Regions from separate parts of the Homo sapiens genome. Here region 2 is linked to region 1. The links are chromatin loops, found by intact Hi-C in ENCODE. Cell type or tissue: CD14-positive monocyte. All regions are shown on one strand. Links, peaks and the distances in the headings refer to the core of each region. The heading gives the core; the rest is flanking DNA. Region 1 has its middle 84 kb from the start of MIR4330. Region 2 has its middle 48 kb from the start of HMGB3.

Evidence for each region. Hi-C counts contacts between places; a loop is a spot of excess contacts. Peaks named below come from ENCODE experiments on the same cell type or tissue, not always from the same donor. Only the 100,000 strongest peaks of a DNase experiment are listed, where the experiment ranks them.
Region 2: it touches region 1 in a loop (3-fold over the local background); 1 of 110 quality-filtered maps calls a loop at or near these places.

What each region holds. Positions count from the first base shown.
Region 1 is chrX:151,076,099-151,092,543 of GRCh38, forward strand. No RefSeq gene overlaps it. Among named protein-coding and RNA genes, the nearest start is that of MIR4330, 84 kb to the right of the region's middle. In CD14-positive monocyte, for the core only: CTCF peaks have their summits at 6,442 (motif pointing left) and 6,643; no DNase peak of the experiment used is centred there; H3K27me3 peaks cover 727 bases.
Region 2 is chrX:151,022,686-151,039,130 of GRCh38, forward strand. It overlaps the pseudogene RPL12P50 and the pseudogene RNA5SP525. Among named protein-coding and RNA genes, the nearest start is that of HMGB3, 48 kb to the left of the region's middle. In CD14-positive monocyte, for the core only: no CTCF peak of the experiment used is centred there; a DNase peak (open chromatin) is centred at 8,356.

The sequences.
Region 1 (16,445 bases), core at 4,439-8,438:
CTCGGACAGAACATGAAGACCTTTATCCTATGAGTGTATAGCCCCAACTTAATTTTTCTTCTTGTACTTGTATTGGGACGGAGCATCAGATGCTGGGATAAGTTCCTCACACATGTTGTTTTATTTTTTTATTTTTATTTTTATTTTTATTTTGAGGTGGAGTCTCGCTCTGTCGCCCAGGCTGGAGTGCAGTGGCGCGATCTCAGCTCACTGCAAGCTCCGCCTCCGGGTTCACACCATTCTCCCGCCTCAGCCTCCCGAGTAGCTGGGACTACAGGGGCTCACCACCACGCCCGGCTAATTTTTTGTATTTTTAGTAGAGACGGGGTTTGACAGTGTTAGCCAGGATGGTCTCAATCTCCTGACCTCGTGATCCGCCCGCTTCGGCCTTCCAAAGTGCTGGGATTACAGGCGTGAGCCACCGCACCCGGCGCACATGCTGTTTTATTAATCATCATGCCAATCCTATGAGGGCAGCGGTATCCTCTACTGACAGTCAATATAATGGTGCCTCTGCAAAGTTAATCCCTTTCCCAAAGTCAGTGAGTACAGGAGGCAACTAGGATGCAGACCCAGGGCTGGTGGAGGGCAAGGGTCTGGCTCACTTGAGCCCCAGAATAAGAATGAGCATCAGAATGATGAACTCTAAATGGCCCACAGGCATAAAAGTAGTTCATTCTCACTAATTAACGGAGAAATGTAAATGAAAGCTATAATGCCTATCAAATGTCAAGTCTTATTTATTTATTTATTTATGATATTTTAAGTTCTGGGATACATGTGCAGAACATGCAGGTTTGTTACATAGGTATACATGTGCCATGGAGGTTTGCTGCACCCATCAACCTGTCATTTAGGTTTTAAGCCCCGTATGCGTTATGTATCAAATGGCAAGTCTTTTTAAACGGGTACGAATGACCACACTATTCGTGAGAGTACAAATTGGTGGGCACTGTCTTTCAGCACGGGAGAGTGAAAATGGTTTAGTCTTTCTGGAAGGTAATTGTCAGCTCATAGCTTAAGCTGTGGGACTGTTCATTTGCCTTGACCCAGCAATTCTGCTTCTAGTAATTTATCCTCAGAGAATAATTTAGGATGTGGGCAAAGATTTAGTTACAGGGATATTCAGTGCAGGGTTCTTGTACACTATGAATTCAATTTTTGATATATCTATATCTCTTTACATATACATTCATATCTATCTACACACACACACACACACACACAGAGAGAGAGAGAGAGAGAGAGAGAGAGAGCGAGCCTGGACAGGAGTATACTAAAATATTAACAATGATTTTTTCTGGATAATCAGATTACATGTGATTTTTTGTTTCCTTCTGAACAATTTGCTCTATTTTCAGAAGATTTATCATGATAATACATTATCGCTATAATTAGAGAACACCATAAAATTATTTTTGTTTTGGAAATAAGGTGGGTGCCTTCTTCTCACATGCCTGACATTTGAGGTGGGATCGATCACTGTATTTCATTCAACAAATAGGTTCTGTACCAGGGATGGAAATATATCAGTGAATGACAGACCCCAAGACCCTGCTCTCAAAATGTCTTTTATATTTACCCACATTTTACTGTTCGTGATGCTTACCATTCCTTTGTGCAGATCTAAGTTTCCATCTGGTGTAATTTTCCTTCTGCTTGAATGGCTACCTGTAACATTTCTTATAGTGAAGTTCTGTCGGTGACAGATTGTCTCAGCTTTTTCTTTCATCTGAAAATGCCCTTATTTTATCTTCATTTTTTGAAGGATTTTGTCCTAGATAAAGAATTCTAGGTTGACTATTTTTTCTTTTCTTTTCTTCTTCTTTTTTTTTTTTTTGAGATGGAGTCTCACTGTCACCCAGGCTGGAGTGCAGTGGTGTGATCTCGGCTCACTGCAACCTCTACCTCCCGGGTTCAAGTGATTCTCCTGCCTCAGCCTCCTGAGTGGCTGAGACTACAGGCGTGTGCCACCACACCAGGCTAATTTTTGTATTTTTAGTAGAGACGGGGTTTCTCCATGTTGGCCAGGCTGCTCTCGAACTCCTGACCTCATGTGATCCACCCACCTCGGCCTCCCAAAGTGCTGGGATTATAGGTGTGAGCCACCGTGCCTGGCCTAGGTTGACTTGGTTGACTATTTTTTAATTTCAGCAAGCTAAAGACATGTTTCCATTTTCTTCTGATTTGCATTGTTTCTGATGGGAAATCAGTAGAAATTTTCTTTGTTCCTTTTCATGTAATGTGTCATTTTTTTCTCCTGTTTTTCAGATTTATCCTTTATTACTGATTTTCAGCCTTTTGATTATGTGCCTTGGTGTGATTCAATTTTTAAAATTCTGCTTAGCACTTGTTGAGATCCATGCCTGTCTAGGTGCAGTCAGGGCTCTTTGTGTTGACGTATTTGGGTTAAAATTATTTAAAAAAATTGTAAGATACCTAGGAGAATGTTTCCCATTTTACTTCTGAGTAAACAGAGGCCTAGAAAAGCAGCAATCTAACCAGGGTCCCATAGGATAGTAGTAGGAGAGCCAAGTCTCAAACACGTCCTTGCCTGTGAAATGAGTGTCATAGCCTCAGCCAACATTTCCTATTTAGGGGTCTGTGACAGTGTTTTATGGGTTTGATAAACTTGAAGATGGTGATAACTCCTGGTTTAATTTCAATTAAAATTAACAACATTAAAAATTATTTAAATATTTCCCCCTTTAAAACCAGACCAGTTTGAAAGTATCTCAATAAGTGTTGAGTGAAAATGCGGGTTTTACTGTAGATGTGGTTAATATCAGTTTATAATTCAGCTAAATACTTCTATTCCCCATGGTCATTTTGACTCATTATACAGTTTAAATTGATTTTATTCTTCTGTAAAGAAAATATTGACTATTTATATTCGTAAAGGGCTACTACTTCAAGACATAGACATAAGGACCACATGATATTCAAATACAAGCAAATGAGGAGGATAAAATGATAATGATTTTGCAATTTCACCTCATGATGATTTTTAGCAGATATATAAGTTACATTCATCTCACAAAAATTCCTATAAAACACACTAAGAAATTTCTATTACTTCAAAAACAATGTTAAGAAGAGAAAATATAGTGGCAGGGACCAAAATGATTTGGTCTTTCATTTATTTGGAATAGACATGAGCAAGCTGTTTTTGGAGAAAAGTGTTTATAACTACAGCAGCCTTAAATGTTGTCTCTTAGCTAATCATGTAGACACAAGATCTGTAGATTTCAAATAATAACTACATGATTTTTAAAGTTTAAATACAAGAATCCAAAACATTAGGCCACAAAAGTAATTTTTGTCCTGCAGTATTTGATCCTGTAATAAGTGTGTTTTTGTTTATTTTTAATTACAAAAATATTTCTTTGGTAGAGTCAGGGTTTTGCTATGTTGACCAGGCTGGTCTTGAACTCCTAGCCTCAAGTGATCCTCCTACCTCGGCCTTCCAAAGTCCAGGGATTATTGGCATGAGGGATTTTTGGTGTGAGTGTTTATGAGTGATGTGTGTGTGTGTGTGTGTATGAGTGTGTTGGTGTATATGTGTAAGTGTGTGTAAACGTATATATGTGTGACTGTGTGCATGTGTATTTAAGCCTGTGTACGTGTCTGTGTTTCTGTGAGTTTGCCTGTGTATGTGTGAAACAGCCCAAGCTCTGGGGAAGAAAATCTAGATTCATATGACAGTGGAACAAGAAAATTCAAAACCACACAAACTTATTAAATTTGATGAAATAGATTCCTGATATCCTGAATGGAGCTGACAAGAGCCATGTCATCTCTTTCTGTGCTCATTTGGTGGTAGTCATGTAGCAGTAAGGATGCATGCACATGTGCACGTGTGTGTGTGTGTGTGTGTGTGTGTGTGTGTGTGTATGTGTGGATGTGTTGAAGGGGGGCCAGTGGGAAGCACTCAACAAAGTGGATCAACCTGTCAGCCCAGGTTCAGCCAACTGGGTGCCCCCTGGGATGAGGGCAGCTGTGGGTGCCAGCAGGTGAATCCATGCTGCCAGCGCAGAGTGGAAATCTCCCCAGCTCTTTGGTTGGTTCTCCCTTCTTGTCTCCCTCCCTCATTCTATCCATCCCCCATCGCCCACCTAGGACACACACACCAAAGTGGGCTCAAGCCTCTGTCTTTAATAAGCTCAGAAGACAGTAAATCATGGTAATGAGAAAAACAAGGAGCACATCTGCTCCCAATGAAGCATTGCATATGGGTTGATCAATTGCTCTAGAAATTGTCCTTTGGACATTATTCACGATGAAGCTGTCCTGTTAGAGTACAGTTTCCCATACATAATTGGATGATGTGTCAGACTGGTTGTGGGTCCTTCTAGTGGGACCATCATGATGTTTTCAGTTTAGGCCATTTTAAGGAATTTGGAGTCGCGTTACCAAAGTGCTTTTAATTTTTTTTTAACCTTAGAGTCCATTTTCACTGAAAAACAATTTTAGCAATGGTGGTGAATTTCCAGGAGCACCTTCTGGCTAAAAGACATGCTTTTGACCCCTGAATTGTTTTTAGAGTCTCCGATCAACATTAACCTCTCTACCACCATGAATTCACATTTGTTTGTGGCAAGGACTGGAGACAATTTCTGATTAAAAGCATTCACAGGCCCGTCTGTGAGCCCCTTGAGAGTACGCTCCTCTAAACCAGCTCTGACTCTCCCAGAGCCACAAGGGTAGGGAGTTATAAGTATATATAACCTTTTAGGGCTTCCAAGGACTGCTGATGCAATCAGCACATGGTCATTCATTCACTCATTTGACGCTGGTTTAGACACTTGAGATACACCAGTGATGCAAAGAAATATCTCTGCCCTCTGAGGTTTATGGGACAGCAGATAGAGAGAGACATATAATATTAATAGCATCATAAATAAGGAAATAGTATGTACATATGTTAGCAGGTGCTATGAAAAAAAGAAGAGCAGGATGCGGGGGATGTTACGAGCATTAAATGGAGTGGTCAGGGAAGGCCTCAGTGAGAAAATGTCATTTGAGCAGCCTTGAAGGATGAAGCTGACATCAAAGGGAGGTGCATTCCAGCAGAGGAGATAGGCAGAGCAAAGCCCCGAAGCGGGCATGCGCCTGCAGGTTTGCGGAACAGCAAAGAGGCCTGTGTGGCTGATTGGGAGAGAGCAAAGGGAGGAGAGTAGGGTGAGTGGATAGAAAGGTGATAGCATCAGATGACATACAGGGCCTCGCAGGCCATGGCAAGGACTTAGGCTTTGACTCTGTTGGAGATGGGAGCCCGTGCAAGCTTTTGAGCAGAGGAGGGGTGGGTCCTCACGTGTGTTTGAATGGAATCACTCTGGCTGCTATACTGGGAATAGATTGTAAAGCTGCAAGGGTGGAAGCTAGCTAATGTAGTAATTCAGGTGAGAAATGATGATGACTTGTCCCATTCGCTGGGTTGAGCTGCTGAATTGAGAAACCTGCCTCTAAGATAATGGCAGGAATTTAGCAGGGTAGGTTTTAAAGCTGTAAGTGGACAATGTTTTTTTGCTACTGAGGGTTCAATTTGGCTTCCAACTCCCCTGGAGCTGGCCGTGTATATTAAGCGTGAGCGCGGGGTCTAGTCCTTCAGGTTCTTATAAAGGCAGACCCTAAGGAGAGGCTGCTGCTCCCAGAGTGAGGCTAAACATGAAAAATCCTTCACAGCTGTGGGGGAATCTGGGTCCAAGGACGTGGGGGTCTGTTTGGGGAGCAGGGGTCGGATTCCTGGCCTGGAAGACAGGTGGGAAGGAAGGCTTACTGCTCTTTGACTGCCTAGCTGCCTTCAGAAGCTGCCTGTTATTAATGGCAGTCTCTGGAAGACTTCAGGACACACAGAAGGAGAATGGAGAAGGCTCTCTCATCTTTCTTTCCTGGCGTGCTCTGAACAGAAATGTGAGAAGATTGCAGCCTCTTACCCCCGCCCCCATGGAGGAGCTCAGGAAAGGGGGTCTGTAGGTACACCTGGGCAGGAGGCTTTCTGGAGGGGGAGGAAGCAGCGTACCTCGGAAGCTTGGGGGTGAGAGTGGCAGCAAACTCCAGGGAAAGGGCTAGTTGGAGGGCCTTTGCAAGCCTTAAGTCCATCGTGCAGTTCCAGGGACATCCAGAATTGTGTATAGGGTCAGTATTCAGGAGACCGGGCTTCTGGTCCTGGCTGCACCGCCGTGGCCTTGAGCAAGGCCCTGTCCCCCTCTGGGTGCCATCCCTCAGTAAGGAGAGGCCAGGTGACTTCTGGGGCCTTCCAGCCAGGACACGAGGGACTGCGGCTTAGCCAGAAGCCAGTTTCTCCCGCTGCGCTGAGCCAGCTCCGCAGAGGACGCCGACGCAGGAAAGCACGCAGAGTCCGGACTTTAATAATGCACGCGGCGGCTCGCTCAGAATACAAATGCGGCGGGCGGCAGCGCAGGGGCGCCCGCCACCCTGTGGTCAGCCTAAGCACTGCAGGCTGCGCTGCGGTCTTGGAATTTATTTCACGTGGGGCGGGGCGCGTGGGGAGTGAAGGTTGGAGGGCGTCAGGAGAGGGAGGTGGGTATAGGGAGGCGGTGAAGAGCGAGGCTCCAAGAGAGCGCAGCAGCTCCCGCAGCTCCCCTCTCCTGGCTGCAATCGGTTTCTCGTCCACAGCCCCTTTCTGACCATCTCTTGGGGATCTTTCTACACATAGAGTCACAGTTTGACTTTCCCTTTCCCAGTCTCAGCTATGTGGACTGTTCAATGGGAGCAATAGCACTCACTTCACAGGGTGATTGGGCGGTCATTATTGCCCTTGAGCCTGAGCAAGCCCCGTGTTTCAGGGGCCCCATGCTTTCCAGTGCCTTCTAAGCAGGAAGCTCCCCACCAGCTCCTGGAACCTCTGGACCGACCAGAAGGTAACCCCAAGCCCAGACTACGGACCTGCATGAAACCTGGTACTGGTTTCCCTTCTCTGGGCTCCCTTCAGTCCTCTATTTTCCACCTGACCCCCTGCAGTCAGATATCCTGAGAAGCTCCAGGACTCCCACCTATGGGAATCATCCCAGGGCGCCATGCTTGGCCTCTGCTGAGGGTGTTTTTGGGAAAAAAGATTGCTCCCACTGGCCAGCAAGGTATTTCTTTCATAGGAGCGAGACAGATTAGGTCATCAGGCTGGTACCGACACACGGATTTTGGTAACTCAAATAGTCTATATAGACAGGGGCCCAGTACACCTTAGGGGTGCCCTGTGGCAAACAAATATGTGAGGTGCTGCTGCCTGTGCTGTTTATTGATAAGGAATGTCGGAGCATTAATCCCCTCATTCCACAAATCTGGAGCACCTTTTCTGTGCCAGGCACATTGCTGGGTTCTGGGCCCTGCCTCTAGACTCAAAGAACCTCTGTCTTCTGAGACCTTTTGACCGCTCTGGCCTATGGCTCCTCTTCAATTTCTGAAAGCTGTCTTCTGCAGGCTTCCAGGACACCACCCTCTCTTGGCTTTCCCATGACCTCTCTCTCCACTGTAGGATTGTCTGTCCCTCAGGTGGGTCTCTGTTCTGGACTCCTTCCCTTGTTTCTTCCCACACTGCCTTACCACCAAGCTTGTCCACACCCAGGACTTGAATTGCCACTGTGTGCAGCCTGAACTGATACCCCTACCTCTAGCTGTGCCCTTTCTCATGAGCTCTAGAACCATATACTCCACTGCTATGGGGGCATTGCCACATGGATGTCCCATAACCAACACCCACTCACTGTGTTCAAATTTGACCTCATGATCTCCCCCTCCCCCACAGGTTTCATGGCCACTCAGATCTAGTGCAAACTCCTTTCCATGACCTACAAAGGCACTAGTGCCCCAGACCCTGCTTGCTACCTCATTCTCCAACTTCCCATTGACATCAGTCTTTTGGTCCTCACAGAGCCACACACTCTTTGTCCATGCTATGCCCTCTGCCCCTCTTATGGGTTTATCAGCCCCTCCTGCCTCATTGTCCACCCAATTCATACCAGCCCCCACCATGTACCACTTTAACCCCTGTCTTCTAACACCTTCAGTGCACCCCTACCCTGGCGGTCCTGCTGCTGCATGGGCCTTGAGGACTCTAGCCATCCACTGTCTTCTGGAGTAGAACTCCTTTTCTACTAAGCTTGTTTTAGTGTTTCTCAACAAAATGCTACTGGCATTTTGGGTGGGAGAATTCCCCATTGTAAGGTCTTTGGAGGACTTATAACATGTCTGGCCCTTACCCTCTATATGCCAGCAGCACATTCCGCAACACCAGTAACTGTGACATTCATGAAACCTACATGCCCCTTTCCGAATACTGCCTGGGGAAATCTCCTTCTCTGGGCTCCCAGTAGATTGTACCTCTACTGATTGAGAATCACTCTAGTCTTTCCTGTTTGAAGACCTTTCTTTTGGGGAAGTGTGGATGCAAAATAAGAGCTGAGTAGCTTTGCTTTTTGTCTGTCACTTATTAACTTTGTGCCGTCTGCTTCAAGCTGGGGGTCAGGTAATGATAGAGGATGCCAGCCATTTAGAAATGGGAAAACAATTGGGAAAACAGAGGGTGCAAGTGACACAGGGGTTTATGCCAGGGAAAGGGCATAAATCAGTGGTTCCAGGGCAGCAGAGCAGCTCATGGTGGGAGTATGAAGGTACCAGGTCCAGCTCCCAAGTAAAGGGGATTCTGCTCTTGCCTCCTGGAGGAGCCCACCTGAGGCTATCTCCCTTGGTCCTGGATCTGCCTCAGGGACCACAGGGCCCAGCCATACCATTTGGCATCCTAGAGCTCTTGGCTCAGAGGGGGAAGAGGGAGCTGAGAAAAACATCTTTGCCTTATATTTGCTAGACCAGAGGTTCTCAACTCTCATGAGTATGGGTCTGAATTTCAGTTCAGAAATATTAATGTGCAAGAAATATATATGTTTCTTCTAAAACAAACTAATTACTGATGCCATATCTTATTCTTCCAGGATGTCAGAAAGCTTAACCTCAGGACTCCTCCAGGGTTGTGCCACAAATCAGAGACCTTGGACCTATGACCCCATCAACCCAGATGCCTCAAGTAGTCACTCACCCCATTCCCCTACCAAATTTTCTCAGCCACCTTGGAGTGCTCCAGAATCACCTGAGATGTGTGTTCAGTCTCTTGTTCTGCCCTCAGGTCAGACTCAGTCAGTGTCATTTGACCCTTACTATACCAACAAACAGCATTGACTGCACTTTATATGTACTAGCCATATTGCTGAGCATGCTGCATACACCTTCTCAGGTGGAGGCTGCCAAGAGTTGGGCTAACTGTTCTGGCTCTACGGTTAGACTACCTGTATTTGAATTGGATCACTGCCACTGACTGGTTGGGTGACCTTGGGTGAACCACTTATTCCACACTTCGGTGTCCAAATTGATAGAATGTCCCAACTTCATAGAGTTGTCATGAGGATCACAGATTCAAATACCTGCGAAGGGCTTGACATAGAGTAAGTACCACAAAGTATTTTGTACTATTATTAGTTATCCCCATGATACCATGAGCTAGGTATTTATTACAATGTTCATTTTATAGATGAGGGAATTTTGGCCTACAGAAATCAAGTAACTTGCCCAGGATCGTAGACAGAAGTGACAGAACAAAACCTCAAACCAAGGTGGTCACATTCTAGTGGTTAATGTCATTGAGCCTATGGCTACTGATATGGTTTGGCTCTGTGTCCCCATGCAAATCTCACCTTGAATTGTAATAATCCCCACGTGTCAGGGGCAGGACCAGGTGGAGGTAAATGAATCATGGGGGTGGTTACCCCCATGCTGTTCTCGTGTTAGTGAGTTCTCATGAAATCTGATGGTTTTATAAGGGGCTTTTCCCCTTTGTTGAGCATTCACATGAGATGCAAATATCTTCACAGTTTTTGACCACTCAGAGAGGTCCATCCACATAGCAAGTGTGCAAAAGAGGGGCCTACTTACCATGGAGAAGAACTCACAGGCTCAGAGAAGTGGCTTACCCAAAGTTATATGGTCACATGGCTCATCAGTGGGAGAGGTGAGATTTCCACTATGGCTAATTCCAAATCCCTCGCAAAAGTGTGTAGATATGAAAGGGTGAAGAAGGCTTTGGAAGCATTGAATTGACTCAGATTACTAACTCAGGGTAAAAACAAATGATGGCTCATGTTTCCGTTGAAATGACAAGCAGATGAGCAGCATTTTAGAATGAACTTGTTTGATGAGGATCATCAATGGTGAAATGTCAGTCTTCATCTTACTTGAGTTTTGAGCAGCGCTTGATACGGTTGCTCACTCCTTTTTCCTTTGAAACACCCTTCAATGGCTTCCAGAACACTCCTCTCTCCTGGTTTTTCCTGGTACTTTACAGATTATTTCTCTTCAGTATCCTTTGCTGGCTCCTCCTCATCAGCCTGTAACTTTTCCTCTTTTTTTTTTTTTTACATTTTTTATTGTGCTAAAATATATAAAACATAAAATTTGCCATTGTAACCATTTTAAATATATAGTTCAGTGACATTAATTACAATCACAGTGTTGTGCAACCATTACCACTGTTCATCTCCAGAACATTTTCATGATCCTAAACTGAAACCCTATACCCTTTAAGCAATAACTCTCCATCTCCTCCCCCCTCTGATAAAAGTGCTTATTAATTCCCATTCTACTTTCTATGTCTATCGATTTGCCAATTCTGAAGACCTCATATGAATGGGATCATATAATAATATGTGATCATTTGTGACTGGCTTATTTCACTTAACATCATGTTTTTCATGTGTATCCATGTTGCAGTGTGGATCGTTACTCGACCTTTTGTTTCTGAATAATGTATGTATATCCACATTTTTCTTATTCATTCATCTGTTGATATATACTTGAGTTGTTTCTATCTTTTGGCTACTGTGTATAATGCAGCAATGAGCATTGGTATACAAATACCTATTTGAATCCCTGTTTCCAATTCTTCTGGGTGTAAACCTTGTCCTCTTAATTTTGAAAGACTCCAGCAACCAGTCTTTGTGCTCTTCCCTTACTATGTTCTATGTGATCCCACCTAATCTCCTGAGTTTAAATACAACCCAATGCTGCTGTGTCCCAAATGCCTATCTTCAGTCCAGAAGTCTCCCCTGAACTCCAGACTTCTGTCTGCAGCTACCTCTTTGACTCCATCACTGGGTTGTCTGGTAGCGTCTCAAAGAACAGATCCACGCCAAACACTTTCTTGGTATTTTTCCCAAACATGCTACTGCTGTATGTTTAGTAAATGGCAACTCTGTTCTTCCATTTGATCAAGCCCCCAGACCTTGAAGTCTTTGCCTCTTTCCTCACTTATTACAGCCAACCCATTGACTTGTCAATCCATTGACCAATCCAACACAGTTTGTTGACTTTAATAATTTCACAGTATATCCAGATTCTGACCACTTCTCACAACCTCCATGACCACCACCCTGGTACCAGCCACCATCAGTCCTAGCCTGGGTTACTCTACTAATCTGCTAAATGGTCTCCTTGCTTCTGCCCTTGCATCTCTCACTCCATCATCTATTCCTACCCCAGCAACCAGAAGGGTCCTTTCAGAGCATAAGCCAGATTATGGAAAGTCCTTCAACGACGTAATCAAAGTTCCTACAATGGCCTACCTGATATGGCTCACTGTCTCCTTTGTGACAGATCTCTCTTCACTTCCCTCTTATTCACCACACTCTAGCCATACCAGCTTCCTTGGTTTCCTTCTAACACGCTGGACACACTGTTGCCTCATGTGATCTCATTTGCTGATCGCTCTGGCTCGAACACTCTTTGTCTAATCATATGCCAGTCTTTGCTCAAATGTCACCTTCTTAGAAAGTCCTTCTTTGACCCACTCGATTTAAAACTGTGCTCCTGCTCCCTTTCCAGTTTCTCCGTAGCACTTATCATCTGGCATACTCTATCTTTTACTTACTTACCGTTTGTCTTCTCCAACCAGAGCACCAGCTCTGTAAGAAGAGAGGCTTTTGCTTGTTCTGTTCTGTGATGTATCCTTAGTTCTAGAATAGCTTGGCACAGAGTAGGCACTCAATAAATATTTGTTGGATAAACACATGAATAAAAAAAAAAGTGTCATTTCAAACACAATCAACTGGGTACCACATCCTGTCTCAAACCAAAACTCTTTTTTCATAGTGCACTTCTATGCCGACTTTTTTGAAATCTGATGCCTCACTCCACACTCCCTCATCCCAGCATGGTTAAGGTCTCCATGTCCAAGCCCATATCTTCCCTGTGCTTTTCTCTGTATAAGCTTCATCAATATGTATGTATATGAGTCATTTTTTCCCAATCAAAACTGCCAACAATCTTGTCTGCACTTGCTGTCTCCTTTTTCTTACTTCCCACACATTCCTCACCTCACTCTGATCTGACTTCCTTTTCTATCATGTCACTAAAACAGTTTCTGTTAAGGTTCCAAGGCTCTCTGTGTCACCAAATCCCTTGGTCACTTTTGATCCTTATCTTTCTTCGCTCACATGCCTTCTTTTTGAAACCCGCTCTGTCCTTGACTTCCAGTCCCCAGCACTCTTCTGGTTTGTCTTCTATTGCTCCAACTGCTCCTTTGCAGGGTCTTCTTTTAGTCAACCTCTAAACAAAGAGTTTCTTAAGTTACAGCCTAAGACCTTCTCCTCTTCCTAGTGTTTACTCTAAATTTTCAGTCTCAGCCATCTATGGCTTCAGTCATCCCTGTACATAGACAACTTTCAAGCCTATACCTCCAGCCCAGACCTCTCCTGTGAGCTCCAGACCCATAAACTTATGGTTTGATGAACACATGTCCTCTTGGATATCACAAAAGCCCTTCAAACTTAACATGCTCAAAATCAAACTCATGATCTTCCTCCCTACTCTTTCTCCTTATATTCCTTCAGTGTTCCCTATATCAATGAATAGTACCACATTCATCCAATTGCAGAGCCAGAAATCCAAGTGTCATTCTTGCTGTCTCCATCTCCACCATATCGAATTCATCACCTAATTCTGACAATTTTACTTCCAAAATAGTGTATTTCAAGTTCACCAATTTCTCTCAATATCCACTATAACCACCCCAAGTCTAGCCACCATTATCTCTGGCCTCAACAACAGTAGCCTCCTAATTGACCTCTCCCTTTCCACTGTAGCATGCTCCAAGAACTCCCCATGCTACAGCCAAAGTGATCTTTTGAAAATGTGAATCAGATGATTTCAAATTACTGCTTAAAATTCTCTATGACTTCCCACAGTTCTTAGGAATCAGGCAGAAATCTTTTGTGTGGCATCTAGCTCTGGCATGTTGGCATCTAGCTCTGGCTCCTGTGTATACCTCCAGCCATACTTCTCACCTTGCACTTCTGTGTTGGCCCTCTTCTAGTTTACCAATAAATCCAATCCTGTTTGATCTTGCTATAGGGCTTTTGCAGACATTGTTCCCTTTGTTTGAAATGCTTTCCTTCTCATCTTTGCCTAGTTAACTTCTCCCCCCCTTTTTTTTCTTTGAGACGGAGTTTCGCTCTTTTTCCCCAGGCTGGAGTGCAGTGGTGCAATCTCGGCTCACTGCAACCTTCACTTCCCGGGTTCAAGCGATTCTCCTGCCTCAGCCTCCCGAGTAGCTGGGATTACAGGCATGTGCCACCACATACAGCTAATTTTTGTATTATTAGTAGAGACGAGGTTTCACCATTTTGGCCAGGCTAGTCTCGAACTCCTGACTTCAGGTAATCAACCTGCCTCGGCCTCCCAAAGTGCTGGGATAACAGGCGTGAGTCACGGTGCCCCGCCCTTCTCCTCATTCTTGATGTTCAGTGCAATCATAACTTTCTAAGGAAAGCCTTTCCTGACCTCCCTGATTCAGACAGATTCTCCCATCCTACTCCTTAATAGCACCATGTACTTATCTCTCCTTCGGAGCACTTTTCTCAGTTGCAATTCTCCATTTATTCATGGGATAATATAATTGATATCTATCTTTCCCATCAGACTAGAAGTCTATTATAACAGGTTCTTTTTATTTTTCTTCAGAGACAGGGTCTGTCTCTGTCACCAGGCTGGAGTGCAGTGGCATGATCATAGCTCACTGTAGCCCTGAGCTTCTGGCCTCAAGCAAGCCTCCCACTCAGTCTCTCAAGTAGCTGGAACTACAAGCGTGTATCACCAAACCCGGCTAACTTTTAAATTTTTTGTAGAGACAAGGTCTCCCTATGTTGCCTAGGCTGGTCTCAAACTCCTGGCTTCAAGCGATCTTCCCACCTTGGCCTCCCAAAGTGCTGGGACTATAGGTGTGTGCCACTGTGCCCAGCTGAGAAGGGGTTCTGATCTGTCTTTCCTTACCATTGTATTCCAGCATCCAATACAGTGCCTGGCACAGAGTGGGAGTTAAACAAATGTTTGTTGAATGAATTAATGACAAAGAGACTATTGGTGACCTTAATGAGAGCAACTTAAGAGGTGAGATAGGTAAAGGTAAGGGGCTGTGGTCAGAAAATGTGATGACTACATGAGGAATTTCAGAGGATCAGTACATTTGGGTCATGACTATGGAAGGGGTAGATTAGGAGTGGGGAGGGAAGTTTACTGAAATGAGATGGCTGGCACATGAAGCAGGGCCCACTACTCCTTGAAAGTCTTCATGGCCATATATGGTGACAGGCAGATGCAGGGGTATGAAGAGGGCTCCAGTGTTTCTTTGCTTTCCTCTCTTCCAAATTCAGGTCTCCTCAACAGTGGCCTTAGGCTCATTACTAGGCCCTTGGTTGTGGGTCCACAGAAGTGATAGCCACATAGAGGCAGCAGTTTCTCATAGACTGTCCCACAACTCCTCTTTGTCATTGACTTAAACAGCTAAACGTGCTTAACTTTCCATGTTTTCCTGCAAGCCCTGACTTGTCCACCACACCAGTGCTTTAGGGGGAGTCATTAGTAACTCTTGATCTGATCTTTCAATGCTCTCTTCTGGACCTTCACTTCCCAGCTCTTCCCACCCTTTTGCAAAGTCGGATTTCCCAGAATCCCCACAGTGGCTCTGCTTTCCTGACTGAACTATGACTGGTACAGTTATGGCTAGGTTCCTCTTGGACACCAAAGTCACCCAAAAGGATAGTCCAGCTTTGGAGTAGGAGGAAGACAGTAAACTAAATCTCCAGTGACTGAGGCGCCATGACTAGGAGGTCATTAGATGATGGCAACCAGGAGGGAAATAGAGTGGTGGAACCAACTAGATAGACTGAGTGGCTAAAAATTAGGGGGTTTTACATGCAGGTGGCAGAACAGTGGCCTGAGCAAAGCACTATAGAATGAGGAGAATGCTTACCCTTCTCCTACTCTTAGGTGAGGGGCTCCCAAGATACGCGGGTGAAAGCCAGGGCTCAGAATGAGAAGGTAGAGAAAGACTCCAGTTAAGAAAGCCAGACTAGAGTTTGATTTTATAGACTAGGGGTGGTTGAACAGTGCAGTGGCTGAACACCACTGTGCTGTTCATGTGTATGTGAAACAGCCACATACACAAGTGAGCTTGAGAGAATTGTTTGCCTCCTCTGTGCCTCAATGTCCCCATCAGTGCAATGAGACCATGATAGTACCTACCTTATAGGACTACTGAGGAAATTAAAGGAGTTAATGCATGCAAAGTGCAAAGAACAATACTCCCTTAAAGTAGTGCTTAACAAGTAATACATACTCACTGAAGTTTTTTTTTTTTTTTCATTTGGCCCTTATCAAAACTCTGAGGTGTCAGCAAGGTAGGGATTATTGCCCCCAGTTGAAGAATGTGATACCCTGAGAGGTTATGGAGTTTTCCAAGAATCACACTTAGGAATAGAGTTCAGACAAGTCCCTGGTCTCCTAACTTGCTGGCCAACACATTTTCTACCACTGCTCCCTGCATTAGGAGTTCTGAGAAATGGTGAGTGAACAGGTCAGATGATGAGTAGTGTTGCATAAGCCAGGAAATTCTTCTCATCAAATCATGCCTTCACAGAGCCCTCAGTTATAGCCACCCCACCTAACAGTCACCCAGTCTTTACCATCAGCCCCTTCAAGCTGGGGTTCATCCTTTAATTGTCTCTGATTCCAGGTCCCTCCGCTGTTGGTCCTCAGAGCTGGTGGAAGATTGAATCTGCCCTTACCTGACCTAGTACATCCTACTGAGTTCCTGTTGAGCTTAATGTTCAGACAAACTAGTGATCTGATTAGCCCCAGTGTCTCCTGCTCTGGTTAGCCCCCTGCTGCTCTAATAGAGGAGGAGGGAGATTAAATGAGCAATGATGGTGAGGTGGTGGAGCTGCTGAAGTGTGTTTATAGATGGATTTTTAATATAAAAAATAATGACAATTGGCACTGGCAATTAATATATAATGAAGGCCCAGTAGCTGGAGCTGCTGATAAGAGGATAATAAATTGAAGTGTGAGAAACCCCCAAACCAATAGAGTAAATATCTGGAAATATT
Region 2 (16,445 bases), core at 6,544-10,543, 51 kb before region 1:
AATCACCTAATGATGCATTTCTCAGCACATATCTCTGTTGCTAAGTGATGCCTGACTGTATGTATGTATGTATATATATATACACACACATATAGATATGTATTTGTATGTATACATATTCTATTCCATTTCTACGGAGAACCCTGTCTAATATTCTTGGAATCACAAATCAGCCTCAACCTTTGCCCTCTCCCCGAGAATCTTCTTTCTTCCACTCAAGTATGCAGCTCATGGCAACCAGCTTTTTCTAAATGAAATACCTCCTTTAAAGGAATATAAATCTTTATTGACTGCATGCTATATTTCAGGAATGGGGCTTGGTGTTTTGATGTATATATGATATGGTATTTTATTGAATTATTCAAACAACCCTGTGAATGTGGTATTATTATCCCCATTTTATTGATGCCTGACGAGGCCTACCAAGGGAACATGAATGCCCAAAGTAACATACTAGGAAGTGGCAGAGCTGGGGTTTGAATCCTGGTCTGTCTGATGAAACCCCTATGGTATACAGCTGCTTTTATTCCATTGATTGACACCTGGCCTCATTTCACAATGGATTTGAGGCTGCTTACAATAAAACACAATTTAATAAAAGAGGAAAAGAGAATCAGGCCTAAAGAAAATAGAAACAGCAGTGGAAAATCAAGACCAGGTAAAGAACTGTATGAATATGAAGAACATCAGAGCTACAGTTAAGAGTAAGGATTGTTGTTGGCTCTGAATTTCCAGGCTGCCAAAGCAAAATGGGAAAGCCAATTAGTTTTACAATTTTCATTACCAGAAGCAAGTGATTTAGCAGAAGCTAACAATAAATTCTAAAAGCCATCTTTGAAAGCTGTTAATGATACTGTCAATTCTTTTTTTTTTTTTTTTGTCAAATGATCCTTTATTGAAATATTTTCCTTTGTGCTTAACTGGCTGGGCATTCCATGGCACCACTGTTGATGTCATCTATGATGTCATGAGGGTGGTGGCCATTAACATTACAGCCCACAAACTGGGCAGTCCCCAGGATCTCTTTAATGGTTCCAGAGAGTTCTTCTTAATACTTGGTATCTTCCATGTGCCACTAAACCTAGTTTTGGATCGGAAGTCAATATTGAGGAAAAAGTATATCTGTACCGATGTCTTCTGTATCTGTTTATCTGTCTATACGTGTATGTGTGTCTCTATATGTATCTCTATCTGGTCTGTGTCTCTGCTGGCATCTGTATCTGTAGCTATGTATTTATCTGGATCTGTATCTGTGTCTACATCTGCATTGGTGTCTCTATATGCATCTACATCTGTGTCTCTATCTGTATCTGTGTCTCTAGATGTTCTCTTTCTCCGTATGTGTGTGTTTTTCTGTCTCTACATGTATCTGGTTGGTGTCTCCATCTGCATCTGTATCTGTGTTTCTGCATGTATCTATATTTGTGTCTCTCTCTGTATCTGGTCTGTGTCTCTACCGGTATCTGTATCTGTACCTGCTTCTGTGTCTCTCTGTAGATTTCTGTCTGTGTCTCTACCTCTAGCTCTATCTGCACCTGTTTATATATTTGTATCTGTATCTGTCTCTACCTTGTAGTTACCTGCACCCATATGTGTATCTGTCTCTATCAGTAGTGTATCTGTGTCTCTGTTTCTCTGCCTATACCTGTATCTGTGTCTCTCTGTAGATATAGATCTGTGTCTCTGGCTGCATCTGTCTCTACCTTTATCTGTATCTGTGTCTCTTCCTGTATCTAAGTCTGTGTCTATGTCTCTACCTGTGTTTATATCTGTATCTGTTTCCATTTGTATCTGTGAGCCTATTTGTATCTATATCCGTGTCTGTATCTTTAACTATATATGATTATATACTTGTACCTGTATTTGTTTTTAATTTTTTTCTCTTTTTTTCTGCTACTACTTCTGAGGCAATTATACTTATATTTATGTCTCTACTGTATCTACATCTGTATCTGTGTCTTATTTGCATTTGGTGTCTGTCTATGTGTATCTATCTGATTATGAATCTCTGCCTTTACCTGTACCTGCATCTGTATCTGTATTTTTGTCTCCCCTTGAATAACTATCTGTATATGTATCTATACCTTTATCTGCATGTGTCTCTAATCTATCTGTATCTGTATCTTTATGCATCTGTCTGTGTCTCTTCCTTATGTTTGTTTGTACATATATCTGTGTCTTTACTTAATCCTGTATTTGTGCCTCTACTTGTATTTGTTTCTCTGTGTCTATCGGTATCTGTGTTTCTACCTGTGTCTATTCCTGTATCTGTGTCTATATCTCTGTTTGTACCTATATCTGTGTCTACACCTGTATCTGTGTCTGTATATGTATCTGTATCTGTGTCCTTACCTGTATTTGTATCTGTACACATATGTGTGTCTTTATCTGTATCTATGTCTCTACCTATACATGCGTCTGCATTTCTACTTGTATTTGTGTCTCTTTCTGTATGTATATGTCTCTCTTTCTCCATTTCTGTCTCTGCCTGTATCTGTGTTTCTATCTGTACCTGTATCTGCATCTTTACCTGTATCTGTGTCTCCACAGTTATCTGCGTCTGTATCTGTGTCTTGACTTGCATCTGTACCTCTACCTGTATCTCTTCTGTACCTGTGTCTATATCTGTGTCTGCACCTCTATCCATATTTCTTTCTGTACATATATTTGTGTCTCTATATCTGCATCCATGTTTTTACCTGTATCTGTCCTTGTATCTGTGTCTGTATCAGTTTATGTGTCTGTGTCTGTTGTATCTGTGTCCCTATCTACATCTGTATCTGTGTCTCTATTTGTATCTCTGTCTATACCTGTATCTGTATCTCTACCTTTATCTGTATTGTATCTGTGTCTTTCCATTTGTCTGTATCTGTTTCTGAATCTATGTTTCTGTCTCTATCTATGCCTGCATCTATGCCTCTCTCTATATTTGTATCTGTGCCTGTATGTGTATCAGCTTCTGTCTCTACCTGTATCTTTTCTGAACTGTGTCTATATAATTTCCTGTATTAGTGTTTCTACCTTTATCTGTATCTCTCTCTGTACCTTTATCTGTGTCTCTATATCAGAATCTGCATTGCTACCTTTATCTCTGTCTCTATCTCTTTCTGGATCTTTGTGTGTACACGTATGTTTATCTGTATCTGTCTACCTCTATCAATATCTCTTCCTGTAGGTGTATTTGTATTTGTGTCTCCAGTTATATCTGTATCTGTGTCTCTACCTATATCTATATCTGTGTTTCTCTTTGTGTCTGTGTCTCTAACTGTATCTGTATCTGTGTCTCTACTTGTATGTATATCTCTATATGTAAGTTCTGTACCCGAATCTGTATTTCTATCTGTATCTATATCAGTGTATCTAATTTTATCTGTTTCTGTGTTGTACCTGTCTCCATTTGTATCTGGACTGTGTCTCTCCCTGCATATGTATCTATGTCTCTGTTTCTATCTTTACCTCTGTCTCTATCTGTATCAGTATCTGTGCCTCTATTGTATTTATATCTGTGTCTGTGTCTCTATCTTTATCTCTATCTGGTCTGTGTCTTCACCTGTATCTGAATTGGTATTTGTGTCTCTACTTATACCCCTGTTTCTGTATCTGTGTCTTCATCTGTGTCTGCATGTGTATTTCTCCCATCCGAGTACTAGCCAGGTCCAACCCTGCTCAGCTTCTGAGATCAGAGAAGATCAGGTGCATTCAGGATGGTATGGTCATAGTGTAGACTGTCTGTATATTTCTACCTGTATCTCCACCTGTGCTTCTACCTCAGTCTCTACCTGTGTCTCTACCTGTATCTATGTCTCAATATGGATCTCTGTCTGTATCTGCATCTATGTCTCCATCTGTATCGAATCTGATCTATCCCTGTATGTATATTTGTCTCTATGTCTTCTTGTATCTATGTCTCTATCTGTGTCTCTACCTGTATCTGTGTCTGCATTAGTGTCTCTACCTGTATCTCTCTGCTCCTATGTCTGCGTCTCTGTATCTCTATCTTTGGCTCCACCTGTGTTTATGTCTGTGTCTGTGTCTATCTATATTCATGTTTTTACCAGTATCTGTATGTTTGTCTAACTGTATCTATAGCAGTACTTGTGTCTCTATCTGTATCTGTATCTCTACCTGCGTCTGTATCTATGCCTGTATCTGTGTCTTAATATGTATATCTTTCTGTACCTGTATCTGTGTCACCATCTGTATCTATATCTGATTTGTTCCTATATGTGTATTTGTATCTTTGTCTCTACCTGTATTTCTATTTTTATCTGTATCCATGTCTCTACCTGTACCTGTTTCTGCATTTGTGTCTCAACCTGTATCTCTCTCTTCCTGTATCTTTGTCTCTATCTGTATCTCTGTGGCTGTACTTATGTCTATATTCTATCTGTGTCTATCTGTATTTAGGCCTCTTCCTGTATCTGTATCTATGTCTCATCCTATATCTCTATCTGTGCCTGTATCCGTGTATATTTATATCTGTGTCTCTACCTGTTTCTACATCTGTGTTTCTATCTCTATCTGTGCCTCTCTGCCTGTGTCTATGTCTCTATCTGTATCTGTGTATTTGTCTCTACCTGTTTCTGTATCTGTGACTCTTCCTGTACCTCTGTCTGCACTTGTATCTCTACTATGGCTCTACATATATCTTTATCTGTGCACCTACACCTGTATCTGTATCTGTGTCTCTTATTATTTTTGTTTTCAACACGTATCTCTATCTCTATCTGTATTGCTGTCTCTACCTCTATCTCATTTGTATCTGTGTATCTACTTGTACCTCTTTCTGTGCCTATATCTGTGTTTCTATTTGTATCTGTGCCTCTCTCTGTATCTGTATCTGTTTCTCTATATTTATCTGTATATGCATCTCTACTTGTATCTGTCTGCATCCATTACTGTGACTAGACTTCTATCTCTGTTTGTGTATTTGTGTCTCTACTTAACGTCTCTCTCTGTATCTGCATCTTATCTTTATCTGTATACGCATCTGTATCTGTGTTTCTGCTTGCATCTCTATCTGTATCTACATTTCTGTGTGTCTTGTCTGTGTCTCTTCCTATATCTACACCTGTATCTGTGTCTTATCAGTACCTGTATCTGTGTGTCTCTACCTCTTTCTATACTTGTTTGGTAAAAAGACTAGGAGGATGTTCAGAAAAATATTAGTAGTGGCTATTTCTTTAGTCTTGCTCTGTAGCCAGGCTGGAGTGCAGTGGTGTGATCTTGGCTCACTGCAACTTCCATCTCCTGGGTTCCAGCGATTCTCCTGCCTCAGCCTCCCAAGTAGCTGAGACTATAGGCATGCACCACCACACCCAGCTAATTTTTGTATTCTTAGTAGAGATGAGGTTTCACCATGTTGGCCAGGATGGTCTCGACCTCTTGACCTTGTGATCCGCCCGCCTCAGCCTCCCAAAATGCTGGGATGACAGGCGTGAGCCACCGCGCCTGGCCGTAATAGTGGTTATTTCTGGATTCCAGGATTATGGATGATTTTTCATTTCATTCTTATACCTTCTATCTCACCAAGTTTTCTACATCAAAAAATTACTTAAATTTTTATTTTGTTACTATTTTGAAACACTTTTTTTGTTTAGTTAGTTTAAAGACAAAAAAGAGGTAGGCCTGCAGATTTGATAGACAGGCCAGCAAATACAGTTGGGAAGGAGTGGGATAGTCTTAAGCTTGTGTTCCTAGGAGCCCCCGAAGTTCAGTGTGAGGTGCTTTAGGCCTTCAAACTACCCTCACTCAATTCCAATGGGACAGGCTCTGAGTTCATCTTCTGCCACCATGTAACATTTTGTTTAGAGAAAGGGCTTTATGGCTAAAAAAAAAGTTTGGAAAGTGCTGCAGTAGGGAATGCCATCGGGGAAATGAGCTTAGACCAAATTTTGGGATCATGTCCCAGATGTCAGTGAATATAATCGGACTGGCAGCATTTAGTGCTCACCACTCCACACAGGCTGGTTGCAAAAAGTCTTTACTCAAGTCTCTATTTACTTAAGATTTTTCACTGGCTGAGCTAGCTGAACCCAGCTCAGAGGGACTCAATCCCTCTGGCTGAAAGAGACTTTGGTTCTACACATTACGAAGCTTCAGCCTAGGACAATAATGCTGTTAAAATGTATCCTACTGATGGCTGGGCGCAGTGGCTCATGCCTGTAATCTCAGCACTTTGGGAGGCTGAGGTGGGCGGATTACCTGAGGTCAGGAGTTTAAGACCAGCCTGGCCAACATGGTGAAACCCCATCTCTACTGAAAATATAAAAATTAGCCGGGTGTGGTAACACATGCCTGTAATCTCAGCTACTACTTGGGAGGCTGCAGTGGGAGAATTGCTTGAAGTAGGGAGGCGGAGGTTGCAGTGAGCCGAGACTGCGGCTGAGATTGCGCCACTACACTCCAGGCTGGGTGACAGAGCGAGACTCCATTTAAAAAAAAAAAAAAAAAAAAAAAGAAAGAAAAAAGAAAAAAAGTATCCTACTGAGAATCCATTGGTATCATTGTGTTTATACTTTGTCTCAGTAAAACTATCTCTGTCAAACTCCATCCGTTTCTCCCTAGGTGAGCTCCATTGTGGCTACAAATAGGTCCCAAGAATGTTATGGGGACATATGGACAGAGGGACAAACAAGCAGAGAGGAAAGATGATGTGGAGACATAGGGAGAATGAATGCCAACTCTGTGCCAAGGAACACTTAAGGCTGCCAGAGGGTAGAAGAGAGGGCTGGAACAGGTTCTCCCTCACAGCTCAGCTCTCAGAAGGAACTCAATCTCCCAACACCTTGATCTTGAATTTGTAGCCTCCAGAACTGTTAGACAATACATTTCTGTTGTTTAAGCTGCCTGGTCCTTGGCATTTTTGTTATGGCACTCCAGGCAAACTAATACAGGACCCAAGCATCTCTGCTGGGGAGAGCAGATCATAGGCTACGATCACTACGAGCACTGTCTAGACCAGCACAGTCCAGTAGAAATATAATGCGAGCCACATGTGTAATTTTAAATTTCTTACTAGCTAGATTTAAAAGTAAAACAAAAAACAAAAACTGGAAAAGGGTGGAATTAATTTTAGCAATATATTTTATTTAACTCATTATTTGCAACATGTAATCATTTCAAGACATAATATAAAATTATTTTTAGTCTTTGAAATCCAGTGTGTTTTTTTTTTTCTACATCTCAATTGGGACTAACCCAGTTTTAAATGCTCTATGAACACAAGGGGCTTGTGGCTCCTGGATTGGCCAGCATGAGTTTGCAGCCTAGGTCCCTGCAGTGGACCTGTGCATGGAGTGCCCTCAGACTTACTTCACCGGCAGCCAGTCAACACCAAATCGAAATGAGACTGGACCTGACTTATAAATATGCAGATCAGTATTAGAAAGACACATTTTCTTGAGTAGTAATTCCCAGGCAAACAGCTCTTCAACCTACACTGACTTGAGGCAGATCCCTGATATCCCCGCTTCCACCTGGCATTTAGCTCTCCCAAGCCATTGGATACCTCGGATATATATGCCCACCTTGGTGTGTGCCTCAAATGCTGTTCAGACTATGGCTGCTGATGGCTTCTGTGAAGGAGAATCCTGCAACATGCTCCATGTTTGTTGAGGGCTCCAGTATCCTTCATTTCTCAGTATGAACACTTGATTCTGTCCTCAATGCTCTCCCTCACCACCTACCTGCCATGGTGCTTTCCTGGCTCCCTTCAGTAAAACATACCTGCTGGGCACTGCTCAACCTTCCAGCACTGCCTTCCTTCCCACCTACAATTTCAGCTTCCTTTCTGGTTTTACTTTTTGGATTTCAGGGAGCTCAACTCACAGCGTTTCTCTTCCTCACTGGAGCCTGCAAGCAGTTGAGACCTAAAACAAAGAAGAAAGGCACAGATAGACTCTCCTTACCTCCTCCCTTACCTGTAGGCTTCCTGTCTGGCCAAGGGCAGTGTAGAGAAAGTGGGAAATGGAAGAAGGAGCTGGCCTACCAATGCCTAGTTTCTCCTTTCAAACGTACCCACCACCTCACTTACTTATTATTGTTTGTGGTGAAACATTTGAAATTTACTCTTAGTTATTTTGAAGCATACAATGCACTATTATGGGCTATAGCCACCCTGCTGTGCAATTGATTTAATCATTCCACATTGCATACATATGTCAAAACACCACTTTGAACCCCATAAATGTATACAATTAGGATTTGTCAATTTAAGAATCATATTAGTGAAAAAAATTAAAAAGTTACAAACTTGTCTATCATATAAGGCAACTTCTCCTCTCTGAGGAGGAGGAAGTGGGTGTTCTCCTTGCCCCAACATGACTCAATCACTGAAGCTCTTGAAATGACACCAGAAAATTGCTGTTGCTATGTAGTACTCTATCCTGGACCTATGTGCAAGAATCAGACAACAGTCTTAGAAACCTATGTGTCATCTCAGGGGTGCCAAGGTACATGACAAATGGAAACTTGTTTGTCAGCAGTTGCTCTGTCCTGCTGATATGGTGGTAGAGGGGCATATGTCTATCAATGTGGTGGGCTAATGTGGGGATGGAGTGGCAGAGACCCTGCACCCCTCAGTTCTAGTAGGAGGCACTGGCTGTTCCTCCTCTATGTGGCTCCACTCTAGGCATTCTTTCCACTTTCAACAGTTATTATTTGAGTGTGTAGGTGCCAGGCACTGTGCTGGGTACTCAGGGTTGGCAATGAATGAGAAGATGTTAACTTATTCAATCAACACTATTAATTGGAAGCCTACTATGTGCCAGGCACTGTTCAGGGCTGGTGCATGGTGGTCAATATGACAGATGGAGTTCCTGCCCTGCAGTGGGTAATGTGGGAGGAAAATAAACAAGTAAGTAAACAGATGTACCAGATGATGTCAAAGTGAGTAATGGATACTAAGGAAATGAGGCAGAATAATGTGATAGAATGAGGAGGAAGTCGCTATTTTAGAGTGGGAAGTCAAGAGAGCCCTTTCTAGAAAGGTGGCATTTGAATTGAACTCTGAATGATCAGAGGGAATGATCAGAGGGAGGCAGAGAGTGGATGACTAATTCGAGTGTTCAACGTAAATGCAGCAGCAGGTGAAGAGGCCCGGAGATGGGAACTAACTTGATATGTTTAGGGAAGGGAAATATAGTAGTAGACAATGAATTGAACTGTGAATAACCAGAGGGAGGCAGAGAGTGGATGACTAATGCGAGTGTTAAACGTAAATACAGCAGCAGGTGAAGAGGCCCCGAGATGGGAACTAGCCTGGTATGTTTAGGGAAGAGAAAGATAGTAGTAAGAAATGAGGCTGCAGGGAAGGCAGAGGCCTGGCCATGCTTGGCATTGGAGGCCATGTTTAGGGGCCATGGAAGACCTGAGTATACACTGAATAAATGGCAGCTAATGTAGAATTTCTGCATCTCAGTCCACAAATTTTGGGCTACCAGGAAGGTCTCATTAAAATAATTCTTTAAATCAATTTATATTCAACTCACAATACCAGGATGGCAGAAAATTCTATTTCAGTCACTAATGGGGCTTCATCCCAAGATCATGCCAAAGTCTAGAGGTGTTCTCAAAGTCCAAAAGCCAGTGGTGGCTCTTGTAACTTTGGTCTATAGTGGTTCCAGCTGGGATGTCTTTTGTTCAAACTCTCAAGGTCCCCTGATTCCAGCCTATGCTTGATAATCTTTGCCTAGTCTGGGGACCTACTTAGTCTGCCCACATCTCCAGCTGCCATGGGAACTTGGAAACACTCTGAAAACTGCATGAAGGGCTACAAAGTTTGCCTATGAACACTGCTGCGAATTTCACTACTATTTCTCATTGAATTAGTTTTCTAAGGCTGCTGTAACAAAGCACTGCGAACTAAATGGCTTAAACAGCAGAAATTAATTTCCTCACAGTTATGGAGGCTGCAAGTCCAAGACCAAGGTGTGGGCAGGGTTGGGGTTCTTTCTGAGAGCTGTGAGAGAGAATCTGTTTCAGGCCCCTCCCCTAGCTTCTGGGGGTTTGTTGACAATCTTTGGCATTCCTTGGTTTGTAGAATCATCATCTAATCTTTAATCCTCTGCCTTCATCTTCACATGGTGCTCTCCCTGTGTGTGTCTCTGTGTCCAAATTTCCTTCTTCTTCTTCTTTTTTGTTTTGAGACAGTCTTACACTATTGTCCAGTCTGGAGTGCAGATGCACAATCTTGGCTCACTGCAACTCTGCCTTCCGGGCTCAAGAGATCTTCCACCTGTTTCCTGAGTAGCTGGGATTACAGGTGTGTGCCACCACACCTGGCTAATTTTTGTATGTTTTGTAGAGATAGGATTTTGCCATGGTGCCCAGGCTGGTCTCAGACTCCTGAGCTCAAGTGATCCTCCTGCCTTGACCTCCCAAAGTGCTGGGATTACAAGCATGAGCCACTGCACCCAGCCCCAATTTCCATTGTTTATAAGGATATATCAATCATGTTGGATTAGAGGCCACTCTAATGACATCATCTTAACTAATTACAACAACCCTATTTCCAAAGCAGCACATCACATTCTGATGTACTGGGGGTCAGGATTTCATATGAATGGGGGTGGACACAATCCAACCCATTAACAATCATCTTATTTCTTCATTTCACTGCCCAGCTTGCTCCTGACCCCAGCCTTCAGGCTGACTCTGCTCTAGGCTTTCACGTGGGCCTGGTACAACTTGTTGAGAAGGTCAAAGTCATTATTTGGGGGAAAGTAGCTCCAGGGTAACCCCAAGGACAGGTCTGTGGGGCAAAAGTCTAGTGGAGGGCAGGTCTCTGTGAAGAGGTGCTCAATTATGGAGAAGTAGTGGCTCCTAGATCTGAAGCTGGAATTTGGGAGGATGGTGTGTCAGTCAGATTGGGCTAGGTAATGCTGCAGTAACAAGCAACCCTCAAATCTCAGTGCTAACTCAATAAGGCTTACTTCTCACTTTATTCTATGTATCCATTGCAAGTCATCTATCACCTGACTCAGGGCCCAGGCTGAGGGAGGTGCCATCCTCACCATACCTAATACATTTGTAGTGAAAAGAGAAAGACACACACACATGAGTGACACATCAGGAGCCTGGATTACTGCCCTGAGCAACTGGCAGCTATGAGAGGGCCACACTCTACAAGTGTCAGGGACAGCTATGCCAGATTGGCACAGAGAACTCTGAGGGTGAATGGGCCTTGTGCTAGGCAGTGGTGTCTGGGATAGCCTGCCTCTATCACCAGCTGCCTTCATGAGAGTGGTGCATGTCCGGCCCCAGCAAAGGAGAGAGAAAGGAGAAAGAGGAGGAGGAGAAGGAAGAGGAAAAGAAGAGAAAGGAGAAAGAGGAGGAGGAGAAGGAAGAGGAAAAGAAGAGAAAGAAGAAGAGGAGAAGGAGGAAGAAGAGGAAGGGGAGGAGTAAGACGATGACAATGGCAAATTTGAGCAAGCTGTCTAAACCTCTGTATGTGAGGAGAGAAAGTCATGCAGTACCACTCCTGGGGCTCAAGAGGAGGGAGAATCATCCCCTCTTGCCCTTTTCTGCCTTCTGCCATGTGAGAATGCAGCAAGAAGGCCCTCATCACATGCTGGTGCCTTTATCTTAGTCTTCCCAGCCTCCAGAACTATGAGAAATAAATTTCTGTTCTTCATAAATTACCCAGTCTTGTGTGTTCTGTTATAGCAGCACAAAATTGACTAAGCCAAGGACTCCACTCCCTGCCATCCCTGACCGCAGCTCTGGGACAGGATACTGCTCACTAACTCTTGGACAGTCATTCCAATACTCCCTCTAAAATATATGTCTTGAATTGGTCCACTTCTCTCCTTCCCCATGGCTGCTGCCCTAGTTCAAGTCACCATCATCTGTCACCCTTACTATGGCAGTAGCTTATTTCTGGTGTCCTGGCTCCAATCCTGCCCTTTATAATCCATTCTCTATATAGCAGCCAGAGTGAGCCTTTTGAAAATGTAACTTCAACTCATGTCACTCCTCTGCTTAAAATCATGCAATAGTATCTCTTTGTACTTAGAATAAAAGCAAACCTCCTTCCCGTGACCCACAAGGTCCTATAGGATCTGGCTGCTGCCCACCCCCAGCCTAATTTCCTGCCACTTTCCTTCACTTGCACGTACTCCAGTCACACTTTCCTGCCTCAGGGCCTTTGCACATATTCTTCCCTCTGCCTGGAATATCCTTCCCCTACTCTCCTCATGCCTGGCTTCTCATCCATTTGCATTTGGCTAAAATGTCCCTTCCTTTGAGAGATGGCTCCTTATTACCCTCTCTCAGTAGATGCCTCCTTCTCTCCATCCTCTGTCAGGGTACCCCATTCATTTCCCTCATGACACTTGGCACAGTTTTTGAATAAGTATTTCTTTGTTAATTTTTGTTCTCCCTTTAGACTATAAATTTCATGAGGGCAGAAACTATGCCTGCTTTATCCATCATTGTATCTCACAGCCTAGCACAGCTCTTGGCACATAGTAAGCCTTTAGCATATATTTGCTGAATGAGCAAATGAATGATTAAATAAATGAATGTATTTGTTTGAGTTTAGTTTCTAAGGATTTGTTTATTTCCTGGCACTGAAAAACAAGGTAGGAAGGTGAGAAGCATGTTGGAAAACTGAAACTGAATTCTAGTTCAAGATGGCCATTCCTGGAAGGTCAGATACATAAAACAGAGAATTATTTGGAGATCAGGGTGGAACTCAAGAAATATACCAAATATACTGGAACTCAAGAAATATACCAAACACACTGGAATATACCAAAGACAGTCCTAATCTTAGAAGGGCCGCAGGCCTTTTGGAGTATTTTTTGCTACTTCTGGTAATACTCATTGTCCATTGATGGCAAGTTCTGGGGCCATGAAGATGGTGCCAACACAGGCGTGACATGTTTGAGGCTGACTAGAGATGGCACTATATAAAAGGAAATGTATCTGGCTGTCCATAAGAATGTGATGACTTCGTGGAGAGACACAAAGTACTGAAAGTCTCTCTTGGCCAGATAGAAGTGTAGTGTATGCAGTCAGTGCTAGGATTATTAGCTCTAGCTTTCAGAAAAAGTAACTGAGGCTCAATTAAGTCCATTGTCCAAAGTCATTCTACTACTATGTAGAAGGCAGGCAGGCTGATCTTCCCCACTGGTCATTGTCCTGTGTTAGACTCTCAGTAGGTGGTGGGGGAAGGATTGGAGCCTAGAGCTTGTATCTGAGCAGCACTATCATTGGCAATGCAGATATAAATGTACCTGCTTTGTGATAAACTGTGGGAGGGTCTTAATCTCTGGCTGTGGTGAGTGGAGGTATTTACCTTGATAAAGGCCCCCAGATAATTCTGAGACACTCTCCGCCTTTCTAAGAGCACTTCCTCCAACCACCTGACCCCTTGAGAACCACTGCATTAGAAGGCACATGGGAAACAAGTTCTTAAGAAACTGACTTTCATTTAATGAGTTCATTACAAAGGCTGCCGAACATATTCCCAACTAGAGGTCAGTTACACCTACATTTCTCAAAGTCGCACAATCACTGACACTCGGGGTCATCAAGGTGACAGTGAGGCTTGCAAAATATGCAAATACCTTCTGAGTGATCAAAGGAAGAAGTTCTCTTTGGTGGAGTATTGGTGTTCTCTGTGCTTGGTATATTTCAGTTTTCTGGATTGAGCTCATCAAGGTCTGGGAATTCACAGTAATTCTGTTCGGCAGACACTTGCATTAACCAGAATATACAATCCTATTTCCCTGGCCACTGCAAAGGTTTTATTGCAAATACAGTCCCTGAATTTCCCAAAGCTTTTTCACATATGAGCAACTTGGTTAGGACTCTATGCTTCAGTTTTACCAAGAGCTTGTTTGCTTTGAAAGGACTGCCACAAAAAATAAAAAATAAATAAAAGCAAAAATTTCTGTTGACTGTAAAACTGCTCAGTGAATGATTTTTACGTACACGTATGGACCAAGGAAGCAGGCTCTGGGCCCCTCTGCCTCCAACCACATTCCCAAAGTTCTCACGCTTGTAAAAGAAAAAAAACATGTTTGTTTCCCTTTGATTTTTATGGGACTGTAAAATAAATTAAATGAAAAAGCCTATAGCCTTAAACTACCCAAAAGTGGAAAATGGAAAATTCACAAGCCAAACTCCTGTGCATTGATTCCTGGAGGCTCTTCAGAATAACTCCAGTGGTCACATTTCGCTTTCACATTCAGCTTAAGTGGCACCTCCTCTAGGAAGTCTTTGAGCATCCCTGTTTCCTTATTAATTATACAGTTCATTCATCCATCTATCCATTCATTCAATAAGTACTTATTGTGGATCTACTATATAATATCAGGCACTGATGAAGGTGTTTTGTAAATAGGCAGATAATAAGGACAAAAACACACAAAATTCCCATCCCTCATGGAGCTGACGTTCTAGTTGGGGGATACTGACCATATAAACAAGATAAAGAAGTAGGGTCTATAGTACATTAGAAAGCGGTAAATGCTATGGATAAAAGTCACGCATGGAGAAGGCCAGCAGTGCCAGATGGTGAAAGTGGTGCTGTAATTTTGGACTTGAAGGAGGTGAGGGAGTGTGCTGTGTAGCTGTCTGGGAGATGTGTATTTTAGGCAGGGGAATGGCATGTGCAAGGGCCCTGAGGAGAACAGTGTGTATGAGGAACAGTAAAAAGATCTGTGGGCCTGCAATGGTGTGAGTGAAAGTAGAGCTGTAGGGAATGAGATCACATGATGATCTCCTCCACTGCAGCATAAACATGTTCCTCTTGCAGTGCGATCACACCTTATCATCATTATTGTTACAGTTCTTAGTTGGGTTTTCTGGGAAACAGATACTGAGGCGGAGTTGTGTGTGCTTTCGGGATCAATGCCTGGACAAGGGAAGGACAGGAAGCCCAGTGGGCAGAAGGAGCAGTTGAGCTGCAGTGAAGTCACAACAAGGATTTGGTCAACCCCAAGGGGAACTTTGGGGCTGGAATGGCTCTTCAGAGTCATTCAGAGCTGTGGAGAGGGGCTGGGCCATTATACCCCTCCTCTTCCCACATCAACCAGTCACTGGATGGAGCTGTCCCTTGAAGGGGATGTGACCTGGAGCTAGGCTACTCTTTTCAGCTGTGAACAATTCCTGCAAAAGCTGACACCAGAACAAGCTGACACTTGAGAATCAGCATTACCAGCAGTTAGAGAAATAGTGCTATTTCTCAGAATGGTGAGAAAGTAAATGTTTGTTGTTTAAACCACTTAGCCTATGGTATTTTTTTATGGCAGCCCTAGCAAACTCATACACCAGGCCTCCCAACTTGCAGGCTCATGCTCTCCCCTCAGCATGAATCACTATGGCTTGATATCCCTCAGAGAGATGCAAATCCCCTCATTGGAGGTTAGCTTGGTGTAGGGCCAAGAGCACTAACTTTGCAGTCAGAAAACCTAAGGACTTTCTCCTCCTCTACTTAACTGTGTGGCCTTGAATCAGTCACTTAATCTCACTGAGCTTCTATGTCCCCATCTGTTAATTGGAAGGAATGAAGAATGCTGTCTTCCTAAGGGCCCATTTGGTGTCTGGGAACTGCATTGGCACTTTCAAGGACCTGATAAGAATGTTGGAGAATCCAAGAAGACAGCGCCCTTTGTCATCATAATTCCAAACACTTGACCAGAGGATTAAGTTGTGTCAAGGGGGCCTGGCATGTAATTGGTGGTCCACATGCCTAATACATTTTTGGGGAAAAAGAGAAAAGCATGCACGAGTGACACATCAGGGGCCTGGATTACTTCCCTCAGCAACTGACAGCTATTTGAAGGCCACACCCTATAGGTGCCAGGGACAGCTATGCCAGGTTGGCACACAGAAACCTGAGGGTGAACGGGCTTTGTGTTAGCTGGTGGTGTCTGGGATAGCCTGCCTCTATCACTGGCTGCCTTCATGAGAGTGGTGCATGTCTCCTCTCTCTTCCTCTCTCGACAAGGGAGAGAAGAGGAGGAGGAAGAGGAGGAGGAGGAGGAAGAGGAGAAGATGGCAATGATAACAGCAACAAGCATGAGTAAGCCGCCTAAGCCTCTGAAGATGAGAAGCCGTAGTCATGTAGTGCCACTTCTGGGGCTCAAGAGGAGTGGGGATCATTAACCCTCTGAACCAGACAGAATGGGCAGGGATGCTGTATAATAATCATGATACTACTACTAAGATTATCCATTATTAGGGAGAGGAGACAGTACATCAAAAGCCATGGATTTTTCCCCTCAGGTTTGCAGGGCCAAAATCTTGCTCTCCCCAGTTCACCCTGAAGTTTGAGGTTCTGAATGGGAGTGAGATGGGGCAGTGACTCACTCTCCCTAAACTCTCAACTGACTGGCAGTTAGACTGTAAGCCAGCAGATCCATCTCTCTGTGGAGGAGATTGCTATACATCTCTCTATGGGAATACTAGATCTTGTTGGTTAGGGTTTTCCC